Linked DNA regions of Homo sapiens: region 2 is linked to region 1. A link is an interaction called in ENCODE POLR2A ChIA-PET data of the cell type or tissue named here. Cell type or tissue: B cell. All regions are shown on one strand. Links, peaks and the distances in the headings refer to the core of each region. The heading gives the core; the rest is flanking DNA.

What was found. Peaks named below come from ENCODE experiments on the same cell type or tissue, not always from the same donor. Only the 100,000 strongest peaks of a DNase experiment are listed, where the experiment ranks them.
Region 2: POLR2A ChIA-PET joins it to region 1 with 11 read pairs; 10 of 35 experiments call an interaction of 5 or more read pairs at or near these places.

What each region holds. Positions count from the first base shown.
Region 1 is chr6:134,239,259-134,242,172 of GRCh38, forward strand. All of the region lies in intron 2 of SGK1 (serum/glucocorticoid regulated kinase 1), which reads right to left. Among named protein-coding and RNA genes, the nearest start is that of SGK1, 77 kb to the right of the region's middle. RefSeq lists enhancers at 1,594-1,653, 1,694-1,743. In B cell, for the core only: no CTCF peak of the experiment used is centred there; a DNase peak (open chromatin) is centred at 1,633; H3K27ac peaks cover 1,352 bases.
Region 2 is chr6:134,301,349-134,304,262 of GRCh38, forward strand. All of the region lies in intron 1 of SGK1 (serum/glucocorticoid regulated kinase 1), which reads right to left. Among named protein-coding and RNA genes, the nearest start is that of SGK1, 15 kb to the right of the region's middle. In B cell, for the core only: no CTCF peak of the experiment used is centred there; no DNase peak of the experiment used is centred there.

The DNA.
Region 1 (2,914 bases), core at 271-2,770:
CACTTCCCTCTGATAATACACCACCTTCTCAACTGGTGAGTGATCAAGAGAAATCCATTATGTGCACAAAGTGCTCACTAGCTGACCTGGATCTAAAACCATGACAACCTGGCAGATAAGACGCAGTCAGAGATATATTTGTGAAATAAATCCCTTTTTGAAAGGGCGTCAGCAAATTCTGCTACCTCTGTCTAACCTTTCAGCAACTGATGTAGATAGTATCAGCCTATGGGCTCTTCTAGGTCTCAATTCTTTATCTGTAAAATTAAGAGATTGGGCTACGCACATTTTACGGCCCTTTTTAGTTCTAACATCCCATCAGCTTGTGATTTTACAGAAAATACTGTAGCGCCAAAAGAATGGATGACCAAAGAACAAGGGATGACAGCAGACATTTGAAGGTGGCCCCTGCATGTTGCTTGATGGCATTGGATCATTGAGGGGACAAGGTTGCACTCAAAGATGACCTCTCATTTGTAAATGTGTCTTATCATCTTGCAAGCAAATTAAGCCAGTGTTATCTTTGCTCTAACCTATCTGCAAATTATGCACAGCATGTTGGGTCTGCCCCACATTAAACACACTGCAGGACTCTCAAGTAGATGAAGGCAGACATGCAGCTTCAGCAGACCATGATGGTGAGGCAGTGGATAAGAGAAATGATTGAAGGTCATGAGAGGGAGGAGAGCATGACAGGGATGGGAAGCGAGGACATCAGGGCACAGAAAGCCCTAGTCAGGAGGGAACTGCAGGCCAGGCGCAGTGGCTCACGCCTGTAATCCCAGCACGTTGGGGGGCCATGATGTGCGGATCACTTGAGGCCAGGAGTTCAAGACCAGCCTGGCCAACATGGTGAAACCCTGTCTTTACCAAAAATACCAAAATTAGACAGGGATGGTGACCGACGCCTATAGTCCCAGCTACTGGGGAGGCTGAGGCAGGAGAATCGCTTGAACCTGGGAGGCAGAGATTGCAGTGAGCTGAGATCACGCCACTGCACTCCAGCCTGGGCGACAGAGTGAGACTCCATCTCAAAAAAAAAAAAAAAAAAAAAAGAGGGAACTGGAGAGTTTAAACACCTACAGGAGGAGGAATTTAGGATAATTGTAAGATCCAATAAATAACCATGTCAGTAGATTTATGGAGGAATGGAGCTAGAGATGTATAGTGAAAGAGTCTAAAAATATAATGTAGGGAAAGGCATTTTGGCCAGTTAAATATTGTTCGGAATCCTGGCTCTGCCGCTGAATATCCTGTATATTCCTGGACTTGTTAAATAATGTATTTTCCTCATCAGCAAATTGGAAATAATGCTATCTCTTACATACAGTAGTTGTGGAAATTAAATGAGATAATGCATGTCAAGTGCTGAAGATACTTATTGGTGCACAGTAGACATTCAAAAATGATATATTAGTTGTCATTATTCCTAGTACTGTTATTCTTGTTAGCTGAATAATGAGAACAAATATTGAAATTCCCCAGAATGGTTGTTTGTGAACAAGTAGAGAGAAAAACGATTACATCAGGCACCAAGATTAAAGGAAGTGTCTTCGAGGTTAGTAGATGATGACAGTGAGGGCAGAGGAAGGGTGGGTGTGGTTGAGCAAAGTTGGCGAAGTTCTTGAAAGTCAAGTTAGTGCCCGCCGAACTCTTGGCTCTGAGCCAGACAAGACTGGAGAAGAAGCCCTTTCTGCTTGAGGGCATCAGAGAAAATGTTTCATCTTTAGTAGAAAATCAAATCTCAATTAAGGCAGCACTTTCCTGAAGATGTTTCTTTTCTTTTTTTCTTTTTTTTTTTTTTTTTTTGAGACAGGGTCCAGTTCTGTCACTCAGACTGGAGTGCAGTGGCATGATCTCGGCTCACTGCAGTCTCAGACTCCCTGGCTCAAGCAATTCGACCACCTAAGCCTCCTGAGTAGCTGGGACTACAGGCATCCACTACCACATCCGGCTATTTTTTATATTTTCTGTAGAGATAGGGTTTCACCATGTTGCCCAGGCTTCTCTTGAACTCCTGAGCTCAAGTGATCTGCTGCCTTGGCCTCCCAAAGTGCTGGGATTGCAGGTGTGGGTCAATGGACCCAGGCTCTGAAGATGTTTTTTTCTTTTTAGAGATGGAGTCTCGCTTTGTTTTCCAGGCTGGTCTCAAACTCTAGGCCTCAGGTGATCCTGCCACCTCGGCCTCCCAAAATGCTGGTGTGAACCACCCTGCCCAGCCCAAAGATGCTTTTGGTCTGATCTATCTGGGGAATGCTGAGCCTCTCCCTCCTCGGAATTTGTAAGAGTGCACACCCAAATGCAGGCTCTACGAAGTCTGTCTTCCTAGATTGAAATCACATGTAGCCAACAAACTTGTTTATTTATTTATTTATTTTTTGAGATGGAGTCTCGCTCTGTCACCCAGGCTGGAGTGCAGTGGGACAATCTCGGCTCGCTGCAAGCTCCGCCTCCCGGGTTCAGGCCATTCTCCTGCCTCAGCCTCCCGAGTAGCTGGGACTACAGGCGCCCGCCACCACACCCGGCTAATTTTTTGTATTTTTAGTAGAGACGGCGTTTCACCGCGTTAGCCAGGATGGTCTCGATCTCCTGACCTCGTGATCCGCCCACCTCGGCCTCCCAAAGTGCTGGGATTACAGGCATGAGCCACCGTGCCCAGCCTTGTTTTATTATATGAAGTTACAATCCTGTGTCACAAGATGGGAGGGCAGAGGGAGGATTTTGAGGAAAGCTTAATGACCGAATGGTGTTTACTGTCAGGAGTCCCAGAGGAAAGGGAGAGAAGGGATTAATGTGGCTAAGTGAGAAACAAGATAGGCCAGAGACAAGTGAGGTTAAAACTGCATGAAGGGATTGAGCAAGTGGAAGCAATGACCAACGTGCTGGTGCTCATGAACCGCAGAGGGAAGAAAGG
Region 2 (2,914 bases), core at 154-2,653, 62 kb after region 1:
TGAGTTTGAGCCATCCCCACATTATTGGTAAGACAGAGCAGGAAGGCCTGAAAGGAAACTAAGAAATCACCCACAAGTAGGAGGAGAGGCTGGAGTGCTGGGCCACAGAAGCCACAACTGAGTATTCCAAGGAGGAGCGGTCCACAGGAAGGACCACCTTTTCTTCTCTTCTCTTTTCTCTTTTCTTCTCTTCTCTTCTCTTCTCTTCTCTTCTCTTCTCTTCTCTTCTCTTCTCTTCCCTTCTCTTCTCTTTTCTTTTTGAGACAGGGTCTTACTCTGTTGTCCAGGCTGGAGTGTAGTGGTGTGATCATGGCTCACTGCAACCTCAACCTTCTGGGCTCAAGCGATCTTCCCACCTCAGCCTCCCGAGTAACTGGGAATACAGGCATGTGCCACCAGCCTGGCTATTTTTTTTATTATTATTTCCTGGAGACCTGAGGGTCTTGCTGTGTTGCCCAGGCTGGTCTTGAACTCCTGGGCTCAAGCAATCCTCCCATCTTTACCTCCCAAAGCACTGGGATTATTGGCATGAGCCACCACTGCTCTGGTAAACTGAAAGGGAAAGTTAAGATATGGATGGATAAGTGTCAAGAAGGCAAAAGAAATACGAAACAAAAGAGCTTGATAGTAAAGAAAACAGAAGGATGGAATGCCCTCCAAGTTTTTGAGGCCTTAATGAGAAATATTTTAGTGAATGGGGAATAATAAAGAGATTCTAAAGATCATTCAGAGTGTTGATGAGTTACATGGATTATGATTTTGAATTTCAAATGGACTTTAAGTCTTTATGTAAGACAGATTAGAAAACAAAATTTCACATTAAATTGATTAAATTAGGTCAAAACTCATCAATAACTAATTATACATTGGACATAAGTATTTCCATATCTTTTTGTCCCTCAGTGCCTTGTGCATATGTAACTAAAAAAGCAGAGTAATTTGGTGTCATTTGATTTAATGAGATCCTGCGCAAATGAAATACCTTTTTAACACTGAAGTTAGACCATTGCAGTGCTCCAGGGACAACTATCTATAGAAGATAAATTAATTATGTTCACTACTTCCTAAGCCTATAGAAACAACTAAATAACTAAATGAGAGAATCAACCTGTTGATGATGTGCAGGTCTTTTGAGAAATGACCTTTAATCAATAAAATCCCAGAGCACAGAGGTTTCATAGCAGCTTGTCTTCAGACCGACTCATCAGTAAAATCACAACTTACACCACAACAAAACGTTCAGAAAAGTAAGCTATAGAGGTAGGTCATAATTTTGAGGTCTGTCTTGATAATATCTAACATATTTTGAGTGCTTAGTGCGTACCAGGCATTGGGGCTAAATACTTTACATGCGTTAGGTCATTTAATCCTCATAACAGTTCTTTGAGGTATTATTGTTATTATTATTATTATTTTATTATTTTGAGACAGAGTCTCACTCTGTCGCCCAGGCTGGAGTGTAGTGGGGTGATCTTGGCTCACTGCAACCTCCACCTCCCGGGTTCAAGCAATTCTCCTGCCTCAGCCTCCCCACTAGCTGAGACTACAGGTGTGCGCTATCATGCCTGGCTAATTTTTATGTTTTTAGTCGAGAAAGGGTTTCACCATGTTGACCAGGCTGATCTCGAAATTCTAACCTCAAGTGATCCACCCACTTCAGCCTCCCAAAGTGTCAGGATTACAGGCATGAGCCACCGTGCCCAGCCTGAGGTATTATTATTAAATCCATTTTACAGATAAGCCTTAGAAAGTTAAGGCTTAGAGGCCAGGCACAGTGGCTCACGCCTATAATCCCAGCACTTTGGGAGGCTGAGGTGGGCGGATCACGAGGTCAGGAGATCGAGTCCATCCTGGCTAACACGGTGACACCCATCTCTACTAAAAATACCGAAAATTAGCGGGGCGTGGTGGCAGGCGCCTGTAATCCCAGCTACTCAGGAGGCTGAGGCAGGAGAATGGCGTGAACCTGGGAGGCGGAGCTTGCAGTGAGCCAAGATGGCGCCACTGCACTCCAGCCTGGGTGACAGAGCAAGACTCTGTCTCAAAAAGAAAAAAGAAAAAAAAAGATAGTTAAGGCTTAGAATATTAAATGCCTTGCCCGATGTTACCATGCTCGGAAACAATTTAGTTAAGAGGCCAACACTGTTTGTCTGATCTCGTATTAGGAGTCCTTAATGTTCTTCTCCTGTAAATGTTCAGATTTAAAAAAAAGATCATAGATAAATTCAGTACAGTTGGATACAGTTTGAAAAATTATTTTATATTTTAGTGAAATAGAAAGTTTTAGCCAGGTGTAGTAGTGCTGGGTGCCTGTTGTCCTAGCTACTCGAGAGGCTGAGGTGGGACCATGACTTGAGCCAAGGAGGTTGAGGCTGCAGTGAGCTATGATCCAGCCACTGGACTCCAGCCTGAGCGACACAGCACGATTCTGTCTCCAAGAAAAAAAAAAAGAAAAGAAAAGAAAAGAAAGAAACTTTGACACAGTTTCTCTTTGCCACTCTTCATATTGAGAGGTGAAGTTTATTTTCCTTCCCCTTGAATCTGGGCTGGCCCAATGACGTTTTGTTTTGTTTTGTTTTTGATTAATAAAATGCAGCAGAAGTCACACTATATGACACCCAGGACTCGGCCTTATGAGATCGTCAGCTTCCACAGGCTCTCTTGAAGCACTCCCTGTTAGAAGCCGGCAGCCATCTAAGTCTATCTTAAGAACATGTTACTGTGAGGATGCCCAAGCTATGTGGAGAGAGAAAGAGGCCAATAGAGATGCACTGACACCAAACAAGAAGCTTTCTCGGACTTTCTGGCTCAGCTCAACCACCAGCTGAATGCAGCCAAGGAAAGACTCAGCCAACGTCACAGGGAGCAGAACCCTCCAAATGAGTGACACTGAATTCCTAATCCACAGAATCAT